Linked DNA regions of Homo sapiens: region 2 is linked to region 1. A link is a loop called in an ENCODE intact Hi-C map of the cell type or tissue named here. Cell type or tissue: transverse colon. All regions are shown on one strand. Links, peaks and the distances in the headings refer to the core of each region. The heading gives the core; the rest is flanking DNA.

The links. Hi-C counts contacts between places; a loop is a spot of excess contacts. Peaks named below come from ENCODE experiments on the same cell type or tissue, not always from the same donor. Only the 100,000 strongest peaks of a DNase experiment are listed, where the experiment ranks them.
Region 2: it touches region 1 in a loop (10-fold over the local background); 92 of 110 quality-filtered maps call a loop at or near these places.

What each region holds. Positions count from the first base shown.
Region 1 is chr22:45,539,588-45,549,733 of GRCh38, reverse strand. FBLN1 (fibulin 1) reads right to left here. Exons shown (of 17, transcript NM_006486.3): 9 at 8,362-8,505; 10 at 7,451-7,579; 11 at 6,208-6,333; 12 at 2,530-2,649; 13 at 990-1,121. Among named protein-coding and RNA genes, the nearest start is that of FBLN1, 42 kb to the right of the region's middle. RefSeq lists enhancers at 576-1,363, 2,198-2,697, 2,698-3,199. In transverse colon, for the core only: no CTCF peak of the experiment used is centred there; no DNase peak of the experiment used is centred there; H3K27ac peaks cover 314 bases.
Region 2 is chr22:45,268,847-45,277,919 of GRCh38, reverse strand. It overlaps the pseudogene RPS10P31. Among named protein-coding and RNA genes, the nearest start is that of UPK3A, 12 kb to the left of the region's middle. RefSeq lists an enhancer at 7,775-8,426 and a silencer at 8,617-8,846. In transverse colon, for the core only: a CTCF peak has its summit at 8,779 (motif pointing left); DNase peaks (open chromatin) are centred at 4,199, 5,869, 8,448 and 8,719; H3K4me3 peaks cover 1,029 bases; H3K27ac peaks cover 3,769 bases.

The DNA of each region.
Region 1 (10,146 bases), core at 1,017-9,016:
CAACCCTGGGAGACATCCATTAAGAGGTGCCAAATGCCTGAGCATCGGTGGCAAAAACAACACTCCCCAGCCTCAAAGGCCCGGCTCAGGAATGTGTTTATGCTGAGTCTGGGCGGGACCCCAGGCTGTGGTGAGGGAGCCTGGCCAGGAGAAAAGTCATTTGCTCCGTCAGAAATGCAGACACAACCAGCCTTCCATCCAGAGCCCAGGGCAAGCGGAGGGGGCCTCCCAGGAAACACCGCAGCTCCTGCCTGCCTTTCATCAAAGTCACCTTCCTCATGACCAGAAGCTACATCTGTGGGACCCAGGGGGCTTCCAGAGCCCCAGGATCCACAGTCCTGTGTGGGGCTCCCGAGGAACTGGCTGGACAGCCCCACCTCCATGACTCAGCTTCTGGGCGCAGTGTGTACACTGAGGATCACGCGCTCACAAACATCTACTCAGCACCCGCTGTCAGTGATTGAATGGATGGTTATCAGATGGCTCTGGGGGACACACACTGCCCCCTAGAGCATTCGTAGAAAAGGGGGCTGAATGCAGAACCAATGCCATTGGCCACCATTACTTAGCCGATGCTGGAGCTGACCCATAGCCATGAGTATCCCTGGGCCATCCCACACCAGGCCACGCCATCCCCTGGCCTGGACTGCTTCCTCCCTGGCGGGCATCTTCCTAAAGGCCTCTGTTCCAGCCTTTACGGGGCTGCTGAGGGGAGGGGAGGAGGGCTGAAGTGTTCCTGCCGGATGCAGCCGCCACAGGCTCAGACAATCCAGAGGACAAGTGTGCTGGGGCCTGGGTGTAGGAGACCAGGGTGCTGCAGACCCCAGGACACCCCTTGGATGGGGTGGGCCTCCTTTTCCTGAATGCATTCCATCTGTGCTGTGGCCCTTGGGTTGGGGAAGCACAGCCCCCGAGCCCAGCCTCAGCCCCACGACATTGCAGGGCCCCAAGCAGAGCGTGAGGGACCCCAGGGCATCCCTCCTGCTCACCTTGGCAGTTGCGGCCATTGGGGGCCAGCCTGTAGCCAGACGAGGGGCAGCTGCACTGGAAGCTTCCAGGGATGTTGATGCAGCGGTAGGAGCAGATGTGGCCCCCGGTGGGCAGGGCGCACTCGTCGATGTCTGCAACGGCAAAGCCCACCTCAGCCTCAGTGTCCTGGCACCTGGCCATGGCTGCTGGCCATGCTACATCGCCCTGGGGGCTGCACTGGGGCCCGGGAGGGCAGCAGCACAGGACAAGCTGAACACAGGAAGCCTCAGAGACCATCGTGCTCAGAGAGGCGATGGGACTAGCCTAGGGTCACACAGCAAGTTCATGGTGTGAAGTATGCATGTGGCGGGCAGGGGGAAATATGGACCACAGTTCAATAATAAGAAACACACCTCAGCTGGGTGCACTGGCTCATGCCTGGAATCCCAGGCATGGGAGGCTGAGGCAGGAGGGTTACTTGAGCCCAGGAGTTCGAGACCAGCCTCGGCAACAAAGTGAGACCCTGTGTCTACAAAAAATCAAAAAAGTTAGTCAGGCATACTGGTGCATGCCTGTGGGCCCAGCTACTCAAGGAGGCAGAGGTGGGAGAATTGCTAGATCCCAGGAGATGGAGGCTGCAGTGAGCCGTGTTTGTACCACTGCCCTCCAACCTGGGTGACAGAGCTGTCTCTGTCTCAAAAACAAACAAGCAAACAAAATACACACACACCTTACATGAAAATGGTAATCATCGTAATTGCCCTTAATTGCCTGTAATTGCTGTCATCTAGTTTAATCCTCCAATGATCTGGTGAGGCTGAAGTTAATCATCATGTTACAGATGAAGAGTTAGAGCTCTGAGTCAGGGATATAGGTGGTCCCTGAGCCCCCTCCTTACCTCTCAGCCATGCACCACCACCAAGACCTGAGATATGCGGCCCAAGGTCCCAGTGCATGTTGTAATTACCGCCGTGCACATTTATTAAAGAACAAGTCAGGAGTGGTTTGCTGCCTTCCCACCCTCACGCTTAAGGATGGGAAAAGTATATTAGAATTTCAGTTGGGGGCCAGGCACGGTGGCTCATGCCTGTAATCCCAGCAATTTGGGAGGCTGAAGCAAGAGGATCACTTGAGCCACGGAGTTCGAGACCAGCCTGGGCAACACAGCAAGGCCCCGTCTCTAATTTTTTAAAAATAAAAAATTAGCCAGGCATGGTGGTATACACCTATGGTCCCAACTACTTGGGAGGCTGAGGTGGGAGGATCACTTGAGCCTGGGAAGCTGAGGCTGCAGTGAGCAGTGATTGCACCATATCACTCCAGCCTGGGCAACAGAGCAAGACCGTGTCTCAAAAAAAAAAAAAAAAAAAAAAAAAAACCTCAGTTGGAGGGAAAACAGCAAACCACCCGCTTGCCTCCAAGGGTGGACATGGAAGGTTTGTCAGGTGAAGAAATCCCAGCAGGCTCTTCCCTGTGGATTTTGAAAGTCAGAGGCCGTGCTGCTGTGTCATGGCAAGACCAGGGGGTGCTTTCCCCCTCAGCAGGCAGGGGCGTCCGCACCTTCACAGGTGACTCCATCCACATCGCTGAGCTGGTAGCCTCGCCGGCAGTAACACTGGTAGGAGCCGTAGACGTTGGCACACTCCTGGCTACAGGGGCTGCTGCTGCACTCATTGATGTCTGAAATACAAAACGAGGGTCACCGCTCAGAGCATCATACGTCCCTGCCTCCACAGTAGCCCTCAGGGTCAGTGAACAGAAAATCTCCTCTCCACCTCCCTCAGGTTAACACACTCGGAGAGACAGAGGTCCCGGGGGGTGTGGCCGAGGGAGAGGCGTCATCGCTGGTGGCTCCGGACCCTCCATCCCTGCTCCTGCCTGCTTCGACCACAACTTCTCCTGCCAGGATGGCAGCGATCGCCTCCAGCCTTGGCCCCTGGAAGTCTGCCCCGACCTGGCTGCCAGAGTCCATTCTAGTTCTCAAATGGAAATCTGATCCTGTGCTCTCCACTTCACCTCCAAGATGGCATCCTAAACAGATGACGGCACACAAGGAAGTCCTCGGCCACCCAGCCCATACGCCAGTACTCCTCATACTCCAATGCACAGAACTCACTGGGCCACTCAGCAACTCTGAACTACTGCTCAACTGTCCCCTTTACCTAAAGCAGAGGTCAGCAAATCATAGTCTATGGGCCAAATTTGTCCCAACACTTGTTTTTATAAATAAAGTTTTATTAGAACACAGCCCGGCAAGGCATGGTGGCTCATGCCTGTAATTCCAGCACTTCGGGAGGCCGAGGTGGGCGGATCACGAGGTCAGGGGTTCGAGACCAGCCTGGCCAGCATGATGAAACCCATCTCTACTAAAAATACAAGAATTAGCCAGGCATGGTGGCACGCACCTGTAGTCACAACTTCTCGGGAGGCTGAAGCAGGAGAATTGCTTGAACAAGGAGGCAGAGGTTGCAGTGAGCCAAGATCACACCACTGCACTCCAGCCTGGGCGACAGAGCGAGACTCCGTCTCAAAATAATAATAACAATAAAATAAAGAATACAGCCACATTCACTCTTTTTTTTTTTGAGACAAAGTCTTTGTCTGTCGCCCAGGCTGGAGTACAAGTAGCTCAATCTCAGCTCACTGCAATCTCCACCTCCGGGAGGCTATTGTCCACTAAATGTGGACATGAATTCAAGCAGTTCTCCTGCCTCAGCCTCCTGAGTAGCTGGGGGATTACAGGTGTGCACCACCATGCCCGGCTAATTTTTGTATTTTTAGTAGACACAGGGTTTCACGATGTTGGCCATACTGGTCTCGAACTCCTGACCTCAAGTAATCCACCTGCCTCAGCCTCCCAAAGTGCTGGGATTACAGGTGTGAGCCACTGTGCCCTGCCACACTCATTCTTTTACCATGGTCCTCTGGCCACTTCTCTGCTACCACAGCAGAGTTCAGCGGTTGCAACAGAGATTGTGGCTGGAAAAGCCTTAAATCTATACTATGTGGCTGTCACAGAACGTCCAATAGCCTTCCACCCCGTGTTTCATCTCTGTGGCCCCCACACACCAGGCCTGGCCTCCACCTGTCCAGTGTGGTCTCTCATCCCCCGCTAGAGACACTCCCCAGTGCAGGACCGAGTTCTTGCTACACACCCGGGGCAGGACCCTAACAAATGGTTAGTAAGGTCACATAGCAAGGTTGGCCAGGCTCTGGTTCTATATCCACAATATTGTCCACTAATGTGGATATGAATGCCGACTTTTCAGCAATTTATGAATGACTAGAGGAAGCACAAGCCAGGAATCCCACTACTTCTACTAAATAATAATAAAGCCAGCAGCCTCCACACCGCCAGCTCTTCATCCTGTGCTTGGCCCTGTGATAAGCTCTTCACATGCTTAATCTCGTTTCATCCTCACAACCCCCTATGGGGTTGGTCCTACTATGCCCGTTTTACAGATGAGGACACCATGGCCCAGGAAAGACTGAGTTACTTCTTCAAGGCCATGGAAATGGCAGAAGTCAGGTTTGAACACAAGCCTGAGAGACTCAACTCGTGAATCTTGTTCCTTGTCCATACACGTTCTTGTGAACTAAGCCCAGGACCCCTCACACCGTCCGTCCTCCGATTTGAGAATCATGCACACCACAGCTCACTGTGGCATATCCAACCCCTGCGACCATCTCATCAGGAAGGAAAATTCTCATGGCAAAATGTTAGGACCTGCCATGTTTGAGTCAGGCTGCAGAAGCCGTCCTGTGAGCCAGTGCACGGCACCAAACAGGGTGTCATCGGCAATGTGGACGATTGTGGAGGGCCATCCAAAGCTCTCAGTGTCTGCTCAGCTCAGAACCTAATCCGTATACAAGACACGACATCTGCCAAGCACCTAGTATGTGCCAGGCCCTGGGCTGACATGCAGTTCATGTGACCTTCCCATCAGCCCAGGAGGTTGGTGTTATCTGAGAACCACAAGACTGTTGGCAGGAACAACTCTGTCCAACCCCCACATACCAAGAGACCTGACCCAACTTCAGCGTGGCTGCCATTGGCCCAAGACCAGGTATCCAGGATGTAGACCCAGCCCCCTTGACATGCCTGTCTGAGAAAGATCAATGCTGCCAAAAGAATTTTCTCTTGGTTCCAGCCCAAACCTGACTACAGGCGCTGACCTCCATGTTCCTTAGAAGCATCTACTTTAGAAAAACTTGCAAATGTAAACGGTTTCTCTGTCCCTTTGAGATGTGCAACCAAGGAGTGTCTTTCTCAAGGGCTGGGGACATGCCTGGGGAATGTCGTCATCCGGAAGGCCAGGGTGCTTCTCCCTGTCTCTGCGGGTGGGGAAAGCCTAACTCCAACACGAAGTTAGAGGCAGGCCGGGCGCGGTGGCTCACGCCTGTAATGCCAGCACTTTGGGAGGCCGAGGTGGGCGGATCATCTGAGGTCAGGAGTTCAAGACCAGCCTGGCCAACATGGGGAAACCCTGTCTCTACTAAAAATACAAAAATTAGCTGGGCATGGTGGTGTGCACCTGTAATCCCAGCTATTCGGGAGGCTGAGGCAGGGGAATCGCTTGAACCCGGGAGGCGGAGGTTGCAGTGAGCCGAGATCGTAGCATTGCACTCCAGCCTGGGTGACAGAGCGAGACTCCGTCTCAAAAAAAAAAAAAGAAGTTAGAGGCAGGTGCACAGTGACCCACGCCCTAAAGGCCTCAGTACTTCCTCTCACAGCTCGTCATTTACAAAGCCTCCCTCCTTTTGTTTGGGTGACTTGAGATCAATGGACACAGAGGCCTGTCTCCCCTAGGCAGCATCTGATTAAAACCCACACACTGTCTTTGTGCAAAACAAGTGTCCAGTTTTCGCTGCTGTTTCACACATCAACCCCTCTCCCCGGGGAGGACACGGAGGCAGGGAGAGGTCGGGCATAACCAAGGCCCTGTGACTCGTGGGTGTCATGCTCCAAGCCCCATAATCCTAGCCACATCCCGCATGGCCTCTGCCGCAGCCTATGAACCCCGACACGGCCTCGGAGGGTGGATGTCATCAGGAGAAATCGGGTGGGCAGGCGGGCAGTCCTCTCTGATGAACAATATTTTACAGGCACTTCCCCTGCTAACATGTCATTTAACAGGGAAACCATCGCGGATCTGCTGCAAACCGGTCTGCAGAAGGGTGGCTTCCCCAGGAGGAAGGTGACCTGGGGGAGGTGAGTGGACGGGGCCCCAGCCTCACCTTCACATGACCTGCCATCCACAGAGAGCCGGAAGCCCACGGAACAGCTGCAGAGGTAGGAGCCCAGCGTGTTCTCGCACTTGTGGCCACACAGGCGCCCGGGGTAGCGCTGGCACTCGTTGACATCTGAAAGTGAGGGGTGGGCTGACTCAGGGCAATGTCCAACACAGTGGCACCACACTCCACCCTCCTAGTAAGGCCAGCTCATGTCCTTTGTCCTCCACCTCCTCCAGCCTCATTTCTTTTTTTTCCTTCATCTTTGAGATGGAGTCTCGCTCTGTCTCCTAGGCTGGATTGCAGTGGCATGATCTCAGCTCACTGCAACCTCCGCCTCCCAGTTCAAGTGATTCTCCTGCCTCAGCCTCCCAAGTAACAGGGATTACAGGCATGTGCCACCACGCCCGGCTAATTTTTGTATTTTTTGTAGAGATGAGGTTTCGTCATGTTGGCCAGGCTGGTCTCAAACTCCTGACCTCAAGTGATTCACCTGCCTTAGCCTCCCAAAGTGCTGGGATTACAGGCATGAGCCATCGCGCCTGGCCTCCAGCCTCATTTCTCAGACAAGGAATGCAAAGTGACTTGTCCCGAGCATGCGGGAAGTCAGTGGGAGAGCCGGGACTGCCGCGCTGTGCCTGCCTGGTGGGCGAGCCTCGTGCTCCTTCTGCGGCAGCACATCTGAACTTGTGCCCTCCTGCCAGTCCTCCTCCCCAGGACCCACAAGGAGGGTCTGCCAGGATCTAGCAAAGTGCCCACTTTGGGGGAGTGGTTGGCAGCTGCCAGGCTTCCCTGAGCACCTAGGTTTGGTGACAGCAGGCACTGGCTGGACAAGACCTGACCCCACTCCTGGTCAACTTTTCCCCTCGCTGCCCTGGGCTAAAGGCACACATCTCTAGCTCCTGGGGATCTACAGCTCAGCGGTGAATCTCCAGGAAATCGCTGATGCTGCCCACATGTGTAGACCTGGCTCATCAGCACTTGGAGGTCCTGGGTCAAGCAGAACCCCTTTCCACAGATGGGGAGCAGGCTCACACACAGGGGGGTGGTGCCAGTGGCCGCCTGGCTGGGCAGTAGCAGAGCTGGGGCTAGAATGGGGTCTCCTGACTCAGGATCTTCTCTCAGGGTCTGCCTGCACTTGGGATTATCTGAGATGAGGATCAGACCACATCACTCGAGGTGCCACAGAAATGTGTCCCTGGTGCCACGTGGCTGGGTTCCCCCGAGGCCTGCGGGGCCCCCCACGCACCGACACACATCCTGCTGATGCCGTCAAAATAGTAACCCGTCTTGCATTCGCAGCGGAAACTGCCGGGAGAGTTCACGCAGCGATGTCCCTTCCCACAGGGCTCAGCAGGTGGCGCGCACTCGTCCACATCTTGCAAAGGAGAAAGAAAGCCATGATGAAAACCTTTAGTTTGGGTTTTTTCCCCCCAAGATGATCAGAAAGGAAAGCAAGAAAGGAACACATGGACATGGAAACAGGCATTCCATTTCAACACGACTTCACAGAGCACCTACTGAGTGCCGGGCCCTGGACTGGGAAGATAGCTGACCCAGAGGCAGCCCTACCTGGCTGGCAGGCCAGCAATGACTCTCATTAAGGTAGGAAGTGCCCAGGAACCCAGGGAGACACTGAAGAAGTGTCCTGGGGGTTATGCGAGGAAGGCTCCTTCCCTGGCGGGATCTAGGCAGGCTGGGTGCCCTGGATCCAAAGGAACGTAGGAGCAGGTGGGCAGAGGGAATGACGTGAGAGCAAACACCCACACAGAGAGGAAAGGACAGTGCTTGTGTGGGGAGTGGCAGACCCACATTGCCTGAATTACAAGGTTTGTGGAGTTGGGCCAGCTCTGGGGGACTGGACTGTAAGCAGAGGCATCCATCCTTTGTCACCAACGGGGAGCTGATGGAACTGTAAACAGGGTGGGGTGCGAGAGCTTTGGGCTCAGGACAAGCCAGACAAGGCTGAGGCAGTAGACGGGCTGGTGCACCAGTCCAGGCAAGACAATGAAGCCCCATGCTTGGGAACTGACAGTGGGATGGATGGGCTGATAGAAATGGCTTTGCTTTGGGGATCAACTTTCTGCTTCCAGAGAAGGCAGGGTGCATGCTGGAAGCAGACAGGAAAGTGGATTTCAGATTTGTTTTCTTAATACCAACCAACACAGCGCGTTCCCTCCTCGTTGAGATGGTAGCCACGGCCACAGTTGGGCACGTTCTTCTGGCACGTGTAGGAGCCCTCTGTGTTGATGCATGTATGCCCGATAGGGCACGGGGCACTGATACTCAAACACTCATTGATATCTACAGCGGGAAAAGACAGAGACCATGTGGTTAAACCTGGAGGGTGTCCCAGAACCCAAAAACTGGATCTCCAAAGAAACTCCCCTTCCCACCTCTTTGCAAAACCACAAATGGAGGGGCTCAACCCCCTCACTCTGGACCACACAGCCGCCTCCCAGCTGGCTCCCAAATTTTATCACTGCATACCGCCTCAAACACCACCTCTCTGGCCCTTCTTCCTGTCCCTAAATCTCCAGCACCTCCATCGTTCGCTGCGCCAAATCGGGACCTGCCTGCCTGGCTTCTCCTGCATTCATCTACTCCACACACTGGGCACGGTATTAAGGAGACAGGTGACTGTCCACGTGGTGCCAGCAACTCTGACTCCCAGCAAGGCTCTAGGCCCCTCCGATGACTGGGCTTCACAGGGCCTATGCTGAGCCAGGCCCACCCGGGAGGTGCCATGGCTCCCTGAGCTCACTGCACGGCAGTCTCCTTCCTTGAGTGGACACATCTCTGACATGGGGACCGTGGGGCATTTACCTTTGATGACATACAATGAGCAAGTGTGAACCCATGAATGGTCCAGGAGGGCCATGCTACACAGGGATACCCTCCTTCTGCTCAAATTCGGAGGAAGAATACACAGATTGCACTTCCTGATAGAGGGAGTGGAAAAGGACCTAAGCATCTAAACATCACCTTGGAGAACCTTGCTCAGACACTTACAAAGCATCTGGTATGGGGGAACAAAGAGAGGGAGTGATGGTGGAAGACCCCTGAGCGTAAGTCAGAAAGGAGGACAGCTGTACCCCTCTCCCTGCCAGCCAAGTCCACCCTCCTCAGTCAAATGAGTCAGCCCTTCGCGCTGACCGTGCAGCAATTTACAGTTTACAAAAGCTTTTACATCCATGACCGCTCTCGAGCACCACAGCCAGCCTGCAAGTGAGGTGAGGCCGGTATCACTATCATTACTGCCTGCACTTTATAAACAGGAAACCAAGGTCCGGAGACTGAATGACTCTGGGCTCATGGCTGAAGTCAGGGGCCAACCAGGGCCTAGGTCTAGAATCAGGGTCTCCTGCTTTCCAGCTCCCTTAAATCAGTGGCCAGCAAATGATGGCCCTTGGTTCAAACCCGGCTTACACCTGCTTTTGTAAATAAAGTTTTATTAGCGTGCAACCAGGCCCACTCTGTTATGCATTGCTCAGGGGTGCTTTTACACTGCAAAAGGCAGAGTTGAGTGGTTGCCACAGAGACTGAAGTTGTTAGTTACCATCTAGCCCTTTAGAGAAACAGCTGGGTGGCCCCTGCCCTGTAACACGAATAAATGCAGCGTTTAGCAGAGCGGTGGCTGCCTTCCCACTGGCGCTGCAGGTTCCTCACTCAGACTAGATTCCCCAAACTCTGTTCCACAGAACAACAGTGTCCCTCAGAACATCGTGCACTCCACAGGGGTAAGACCTGGCTATCAATGAATGAATGAATGGGAATGAATAAACAGACAGCAAATCAATGTAAAGCATAGGGTGAGTTTGGGAACAGGGCACCCGATCTCTCCCTCTCAGGGATTCACATGGGAAAAGCCCAAGCTACCAAGGTCCCCGTTCACTTGGCTTCACCCAGTGCTTCCTAGATTCAGTGGAACCCCTTCCTGCCCCA
Region 2 (9,073 bases), core at 1,074-9,073, 270 kb after region 1:
AGCGATCCTCCTGTCTCAGCCTCCCAGATAGCTTGGATCACAGGCATGTGCCACCACACGTGGCTTATTTTTTTTTAATTTATTTTTGAGACAGAGTCTCACTCTGTCACCAGGCTGGAGTGCACTGAAACCTCTGCCTCCCGGGTTCAAGCAATTCTCTGCCTCAGCCTCCCGAGTACCTGGGATTACAGGTGCCTGCCACCATGCCCAGCTAATTTTTGTATTTTTTTTTTTTTTAGTAGAGACAGGGTTTCACCACTTGGCCAGGCTGGTCTTGAACTCCTGACCTCATGGTCCACCCGCCCTGACCTCCCAAAGTGCTGTGATTACAGGTGTGAGCCACTGCGCCTGCCGCCACCTGGCTTATTTTTAAATTTTTGTAGAGACAAGAGCTCACTTTGTTGCCCAGGCTGGTCTTGAACTTCTGACCTCAAGCAATCCTCCCACCTCAGCCTCCCAAAGTGCTGGGATTACAGGTGTGAGCTACCACGCCCAGCCCACTAACCTCCTCTTGTTATTTATTTATTTATTTATTTTGTTTGCTTGTTTGAGATGGAGTCTGGCTCAGTCGTCCAGGCTAGAGTGCAATGGTGCGATCTCGGCTTACTCCAAACCTCTGCCTCCTGGGTTCAAGTAATTATCCTGCCTCAGCCTCCTGAGTAGCTGGGATTATAGGTGTGTGCCACCATGCCCGGCTAATTTTTTTTTATTTTTAGTAGAGACGGGGTTTCTCCATGTTGGCCAGGCTGGTCTCAAACTCCTGACCTCAGGTGATCCGCCCGCCTCAGCCTCTCAAACTGCTGGGATTACAGGTGTGAGCCACCGCGCCCAGCCTTAACCTCCTCTTGTTATAAGAATACCAGTCATATTGGATTAGGCCCACCCTAATGACCTCATGTTAGCTTAATTACCCTTTTAAAGACCTGTCTCCAAATACAGGCACTTACTGAGGTACTAAAGCTTAGGACTTTGACAGATGAGTTCTGGGGGGTGTGGTTGAGCCCTCACACATGTAATTGGCCCCCTCCACACTTTCATGCCTGGACTAATAACATAATAACAATTGACCCCACGTGTCAGGGACTGTGCTAGGGGTTTTACACATTTCAACTTATCTGTCACATCTGGTCTGGCAGGCAGGTACTGTTATTACCTCCATTACCTTCAGATGAAGTGAGGCTCAAGGCAGTTGAATAACTGCCCGCTAAAACGCGAGCTCTAACCGCGGCACCCGCACAGTGCCTGACCCTGCCGAGATGGACAGGTAGACAGACCCAGCGTCCTCCAGGTAAGACACAGGGAGTAGGGAGGTGGGTTTTAAACCCAGGCCATGGGACCCTGGTGTCCACACCCTGTCTTCTACGGAGACTGGCCTCCTACTGGGTCTCCCTGTTCATGCATCACTCCTCTGATGCGTCCCCACCCAGAAGCCAGGGTAACATTTCTTTTTTAAAAAAGTTTCTCTGGGTCGGGCGCCGTGACTCACGCCTGTAATCCCAACATTTTGAGAGGGCGAGAAGGGCGGATCACCTGAGGTCAGAACTTCAAGACCAGCTTGACCAACATGGTGAAACCCCATCTCTACTAAAAATACAAAAAAAATTAGACGGGCATGGTGGCAGGCGCCTGTAATCCCAGCTACTTGGGAGGCTGAGGCAGGAGAATCACTTGAACTCGGGAGGTGGGGAGGTTGCAGTGAGCTGGGATCACATTGCTGCCCTCCAGCCTGGGCAACAGAGTGAGACTCTGTCTCAATAAAAAAAATAAAAAATAAATAAAATAAAAAGTTTTTCTGGCTATAAGTTTATTCAATGCAAAATAATCCTCTCCAGTTTTACTGACATGGCTGACCATGTCCACGATCAAATCTGCCTCTAAACTTGGTTGCTGACCCAGCCCCAGCCTCGGCTTTCTGGTCTGCACCAGGAGGCACAGTGCCCCATCTGTTGGTCTCTGTCAGCTTCCCCTCTTGTGAGTCTTGTAGGTCGACTGCCCTCCAGACCTAGCCGAGGCCTGCCAGTCTCTGGAGGGCTGCAGTGTGGGGTGGCAGGCACAGTCTCAGGGGGTAGATGGAGGTCCTCACGGATACTCTGGATACCCTCACGGGTAAGGTGCCAGTAGAAATGTCTCCAGGCAAACTGTTCCTCCCTGTGGCCTTGGGACTTGAGGGACTGCATGGCCTTCATGATGTGAAGGTTGGGCACATTCTTGTCTGCCAGCTCCGGGTGCCTAGGCAGGTGGACACCCTCCTTAGCCACCATGACTCCCTGCTTAAAAAGGAGTTCATAAACGGCAATCTGGTTCTTCCTAGGCATCAACATCAATGCAGCTGCAAGTTCCGGGGCCGCAGCTGGAAAGGAAGGGGCAAGCGTGGTTCTGCGTCTCATCTGGGCCCCAGAGTGACATTTCTAAAGCGCAAGTCTGGTTGTCACTTTCCTCATGTAAAGCCCTTCAAGGTCACCCACTGTCCTCTGAATAAAGCCCACGCTTCCGGCCAGCCGCAGTGGTTCACCCCTGTAATCCCAGCACTTTGGGAGGCCAAGGAGGGCAGATCATGAGGTCAGGTGATCGAGACCATCCTGGCCAACATGGTGAAACCCCCGTCTCTACTAAAAATACAAAAATTAGCCAGGTGTGGAGGCGTGCACCTATAGTCCCAGCTACTCAGGAGGCTGAGGCAGGAGAATTGCTTGAACCTGGAAGGCGGAGGCTGCAGTGAGCCGAGATCGCACCACTGCACTCCAGCCTGGGTGACAGAGCAAGACTCCATCTCAAAAATAAAATAAAATAAAATAAAAAAATAAAGCCCACGCTTCCTACCCCAGTGTGCAAGGCCCTGGTGGCCAGTCAGCTCCCAGCAACCTCTCCACCTCCCCTCCTTCCTGTCTTACCTCATTCCCTGGCACCAGCCCCACTGAACACTGACAGGTCCCTAAGCTCACCCAGCTCTCTCTTGCCCTTTGGTGGCTCCAAGGATGAGGACTTTTGCAGTGCCCTCCAACTCTGACATCAATAGTCGAAGCCCCCCACCCCTGCCTTGAAGCTCTTTTTATACTTGCTGTGCCCACTGCCTGGGGTGCCCATGCTGCACGTTCCATCATGGAAGCCCCCCATTCTCCAAGGCCTGGCCCAAATCCTCCTCCTCCCGTGTCCTGCATAGGGCACATTCTCAGCAGTGTTTGATGAATGAATGAATGAGTAGATTTTCTTTCTTTCTTTCTTTCTTTTTTTTTTTTTGAGACAGAGTTTCACTCTTGTTGCCCAGGCTGGAGTCCAACGGCGCGATCTTGGCTCACCGCAACCTCCACCTCCTGGGTTCAAGCGATTCTCCTGCCTCAGCTTCCCAAGTAGCTGGGATTACAGGTATGCACCACCACACCTGGCTAATTTTGTATTTTTAGAAGAGACGGGGTTTCACCATGTTGGTCAGGCTGGTCTCGAACTCCCAAGCTCAGGTGATCCACCCTCCTCGGCCTCCCAAAGTGCTGGGATTACAGGCACGAGCCACCGTGCCAGGCCAAACAGGTAAATTTTCTAATTAACATGCGTGGAAGACGGAAGGCTCTTTCTAGGTGCTAAGTTCGTCTTGGATCACACCAGATAGGTAAAGGAGGGAGCAGCATGGCGTGGTGCAGGCTGGCACCGGTGCGGGCCGGAGGAAAGTTCTCGTGGTGGATGTATTTTGAAGGTTGGGCCCACAGGACTTTGCTGATGGACTGGAGGTGGGGTGAGAGTGAGGGAGGAGTCAAGGGGGACCCTAGTTCTAGCCTGAGGAGCCAAAAGGATGGAGTTGGGGAGCTCCCAACTGAGATGAGATGGGGAAGAGCAGATTTGGAGGGGAGAAGGGATTAAGACTCCTTTCTACAGCTGAGGGTCTGGAGCCCAGAGAGGGGAAGTGGCTCGGCCAAGGCTAACAGCTGCTCAGTGAGGCAGTCAGATCTCTGTGTTCTTCTCCTCCTGGCAGCGTCTACGTTGGGATCCATGAGGCTGACTTCCTGATGAGGGTCCCATCCCTGGCTTCGGAGGCAGCTTCTCCCACTAAGAAGTGGCGGAAGGTGGCGGGCTGGATTTGCAACCTGATTTTAGCAAACATCCCCCAGGCCCACCGACTGCCCGGTCCATGCTAAGCACAGGGGCCTGAGGACAATGGGACCCATGGGGCCCAGGAGAAGTCCTGTGTCAAGTCCAAAGGGCGGTGAGGTGCGATAGCAGGGGTGGGGTGTCCTCTCAGTCAGCAGCAGTAAACTGGTTTGTCTGTCTCTGGAATGAAGCTCAGATCAAACATTAATTTCTCCTTATCTGGGAGATCTGGAAGCCAGCGGGGATGAGGGCCTTTCCTGTCCCCTGAACAGAGTCTGTTGGCTCAGAATTTCTCTCTCTCCACCATGCGGACCACTGACCCCTCACCCTGAGCCAGTCCTGGGTCGGGGGTTCAGAGCCAGGAGGACTCGTGCAGGCCCCGGGTGGAAGCAGGAGCACCTCACAGCTCCCAAACAGTGCCCCTTCAACCCTGTAGCAACTCGAGGAGACTGTCCATGCCACCCCCGCTTTACAGAGGAGAAAAATGGGGTTACAACGCTGCAGTGATTTTTCCCTGAGTCTCCTGCCAGATCTCTGGATACACTTTTTTTTTTTTTTTTTTTTGAGATGGAGTCTCGCTTTGTTGCCCAGCCTAGAGTGCAGTGGTGCGATCTCGGCTCACTGCAGCTCTGCCTCCCGGGTTCACGCCATTCTCCTGCCTCAGCCTTCCAAGTAGCTGGGACTACAGGTGCCCGCCACCACGCCCGGCTAATTTTTTTGTATTTTTTAGTAGAGACGGGGTTTCACCATGTTTGCCAGGATGGTCTCGATCTCTTGACCTCGTGATCTGCCTGCCTTGGCCTCCTAAAGTGCTGGGATTACAGGCGTGAGCCACGGCACCCAGCCCAGATACATTCTTTTAGAAGAGAAGGGGTCTCACTATGTTGCGCTGGCTGGTGTCGAACTCCTGAGCTCAAGTGACCCTCCCACCTGGGCCTCCTGAAGTGCTGGGATTACAGGCGTGAGCCACTGGACCCAGACAAAAACTGAATGGATGCTGTGATCCCGAGTCCCGTTTCAGGAGTTCTTGTGGATGGAGGGTTGGGGTGGGCACTCCTAGGCCCCAGTGATAGCTGGACACTAGGAGCCTGGACTCTGGGCCTTGGTGTATTTTTACCGTTGCCCACCCCCATCCTGCGTGGTCCATCCCAGGCAGTGCCTGACCAGCGGCAGGGGCCTCTATGTGAGTCAGATCCACCCCCAAGTGGTTTTGGTGAAGAGACCAAGGCTCAGAGGGAAGCTCAGAGTCCAGCCACCAGCACGGCCCCAGCAGGGCTGGCCTATTTTACTTTATTTTTTTAGAGGCAGGGTCTTGCTCTGTCACCCAGGCTGGGGTGCAGTGGCCCAAACATAGCTCACTCCAGCCTCGACCTCCTGGGCTCAAGTAATCCTCCCGCCTCAGTCTCCTGCGTAGCTGGGACTACGGGCGCATACCATGGGGTCTTGCTTTATTGCCCATGCTGGTCTCGAACTCCTAGCTTCAAACAAGCTTCCCACCTTGGCCTCCCAGAGTTTTGGGATTATAAGCCTGAGCCACCATGTCTGTACACGACTGGCTTTAAAATCGTATTTTTGCCCCATTTCTGCCCCAGCTTCCCCATCTACAAAACAGGCGTGCTTATTTACACAAATGTGTATCAAACCACAATCCTCTCTGCTGCCTCTCCCAGCTCAGACACAGACCACTCCTGACTCGGTCATTTCTGACGTTGTCCTTTGGCTGCTAGTTCCTATTTTTGGAACATTCTGCCAGAAACCCGAGCTCCAGAACTAGTTCCATGTCCCTGTCCCCACTCAACCCTTAACAGCCGCCAGGCTTTAAGTCCTAACAAACTTGCTCACATGGGCTGTGAATGCCTCCAGCTGTCCCGGGCGGTTTCCTGGGGAGGCTGGGAGGCATGAAGGTTAAGCCTAAAGGACTCGCCTCTGGGGTCTTGGGTAGGGCGCTTTGCCTCTCTGCACCGTATCCACATTCGAAAATGATAACCATCGCTTCTCGGCCTTTTGGCTAAGACCAAATGAAAATGGTAACAGTCTCTCCCTTGTGAATCAGCTCTTAGGATTAAATAATGCACACAACAATACCCAATTGTGAAGATTAAATGGGGCGGTGCACATCACAAGTGCTTGGTGACTGAATGCTGGGCCTTTGCTTGTTTAGTGGGACCTTGCTTCAGACAACCTGCACTGATGGATGAAGCACACCAAGGGGTGGGGCAGAGGGTGCCTTTTGGGAAGAAGCTGATCTCTCACTGCCCCTCAAATCAGTCTGTGTGGCCAAGCCTCTCCTTTCTCTAGAACTGCACTGTCTCACACTATAGCCGCTAGACACACATGCCTGTTTAACATTAATTAAAATTAAATTTCAAAATTCAGTTTTTGGCTGGGTTTGGTGGCTCATGCCTGTAATCCCAGCACTTTGGGAGGTTGAGGTGGGAGGATTACTTAAGCTCAGTAGTTCAAGACCAGCCTGGGCAACATAGTAAGACCCCTTCTCTACTAAAAATTCAAAAAAAATTAGCTGGGCATGGTGGCACACACCTGTAATCCCAGCTACTTGGGAGGCTGAGGCAGGAGAATTGCTTGAACCCAGGAAGCAGAGGTTGTGGTGAGCTGAGATTGCACCACTGCAGTCCAGTCTGGGTGACACAGTCAGACTCTGTCTCAAAAAAAAAAAAAAAAAAGAGAGAGAGTGAGAGCGCAAGCTCTCCCTAATGAAGGCACTAATCCCCTCATTATGCCCCCCCCCTCGTGACCTCATTGAACCTTAACTACCTCCTTATAGGTTCTATCTCCAAATACAGGTGCTTGGGGCTTCAGTGGACAGATTTAAGGCAGACACAAACATCCAGAGGTTGGGCACGGAGTGGGCAGTGCAGAGGAGGATGCCGGGGCTCAGAGCAGTCAGGTAGTAGGGTCCCCATGACTGGCAGGCAGGTGAGCCAGAATTTGAATCTGAGGCTATTGGAAGCCGATGCCCCCATCCTTAGCCACTGTGTGACACTGCCTCTGGCATATGCATTCATTCATTCATTCATTCATTCATTCACTCATTCACTCAGCCGACACGCGGAGCTCCTGCTTCCTCAAGTCAGGACCTTGACTCCCACCCCAGAATGAAGAGTTCTCACCCAGGAGAGGAGGGCAGCCATGTTCTCCCTTGCCCCCAACAATTCAGCCCTCTCCTCCCTCCAGGAGTTCCGGGTCAGGAGGATGGGGGGGAGGACAAACACAGGTGCATCCCCACCTCAGGGTTACATGAGAGGAGTGTGAGAAAAGAGGGTCTCAGGGACTTCACGCAGTGCTGTCCTGGGGCCAGGCAAGCTTCGCTCCTTTCTCTCCCGCTTCCTTGAGCACATGACAGTGACCCTGAAGGCCTAATAGCACTGCTCACTACTAACCCCTACTGAGCACTTCCTCTGTGGTCCACTCCCTCCTGAGTGCACCACAGGCAGTTTCCCGAATCGTCCTGAGAATCCCAGGGGTGGCTCTGACATCACCATCACACTTTACACATGAAGAAATTGAGGCACAGAGAGGCTGAGTAGTTTACCTAAGGTCACACATCCATGGAGCGTGGAGCTGGAATTTAAACCCAGGCAGTCCGCTTCCCTCTGTGCCTGAACCAGTCACCTGGTGCATGTGTGAGCCTGATGCCAGCACGGGACCCCGGGGAATGAAAGGCTGAGTATTTGCAAGACTTTCTGAAACCACTAAGTCTGCAAGGTTGCAAATGAGTGAGAGATTACTACAGGGATAACTGGAATCTTCTCTATTATTCGTAAGAAAATAGTTTTCAAATATCTTTAAGTACTTTATTATTGCTCACAATATGAAGACAAGTCTCACAAACGATCCCCCACCCCAACTGAACAAGGGAACAGGGAGAGACTGTGAAAAGCGGGGAGGGTGTTAGATGCAAAGGCTGGGCTGCAAGCTGGCCTACTAAGGATCACCTTCAGAGCCCGAGGTTCTGCAGGAGGAAGATTCAGCCCTCAGAAGTTATAGATGGGGGCTGACAGGCTGGGGCAGGAGCCAGGGAGCCCAGTTACTTACTGAGCGTCTGTGGTCCCAGGCTCTAAGCAAAGGTGGGTGGAGGGACAGGACTTCCACCATCGATCATCTGAGTAAGCTGCCTGGGGCTCCCGGCTCCCAGATTTATTCACCTGAAACCCACTCACCACGTGCTAGGATCGTGGGTGACCCAGCCCCATCCCGGCCGGGGGACTCACTGTCCACTGTCCCAGGAGAAGAATACAGAGTGACAGTGTGGCCAGGGGACCTGTAGGAGCCCAAGGGAGGTGCCTGGTTCAGCCTGAGGCTCGGGAAGGCTTGCTGGAGGCGGTGGTGCCTCGACTAGATCTTGAACGGGGAAGGTATTCCGCGTGTTCCCGGTGGAAGGAACAGTATGCACTACGCCGGGAGGTGAGAAGTGCAGGGGGTCGGGTTTGGGTGCAGCCGGGACCGCAAGGGTGGGCCGGGGCCGGGAGAGCAGGGTCCTGGCTGTGGAGCGCGGCTTCGCCGCCCGGGGCCTGCCCCCGCCCCCGCCCCCGCCCCCGCCCCCGCCCCCGCCTCCGCCTCCGCCTACCCAGGCTCCGCCCCCACCTCCTCTCAGCCCCGCCCCGCTGGCGCGTGGAGCCTCGCGTTGGTGTCGGGCGCCCCCTGGCGGCGCAACGCGGGCGGTTCGGCCGGGGAGGGGGCGGTGCCGCGCCCACAGCAAGGCTGACTCCCCCAATTTCTATTAGCATCAGAAGAATGCCCTCTCAGGGGGAAGCAATTGTTTTCGCGTATAATTTCGACACATTTGCCATTATGGCAGCGCAGTCGCGAGATGCTTTTGCTTTATTACTTTTTTTTATAATGGAGGGAGGGTCCCGCCCAGTGTCTAGGGTTCAGGGCCCGCGGCCTCCACGATCCGGGTACGACCACAGGCGGGTGCCCACCCAACTCCATCCTGGCCTTCTTCGCCTCACTTCCAGGGGCTGCAGGGGAC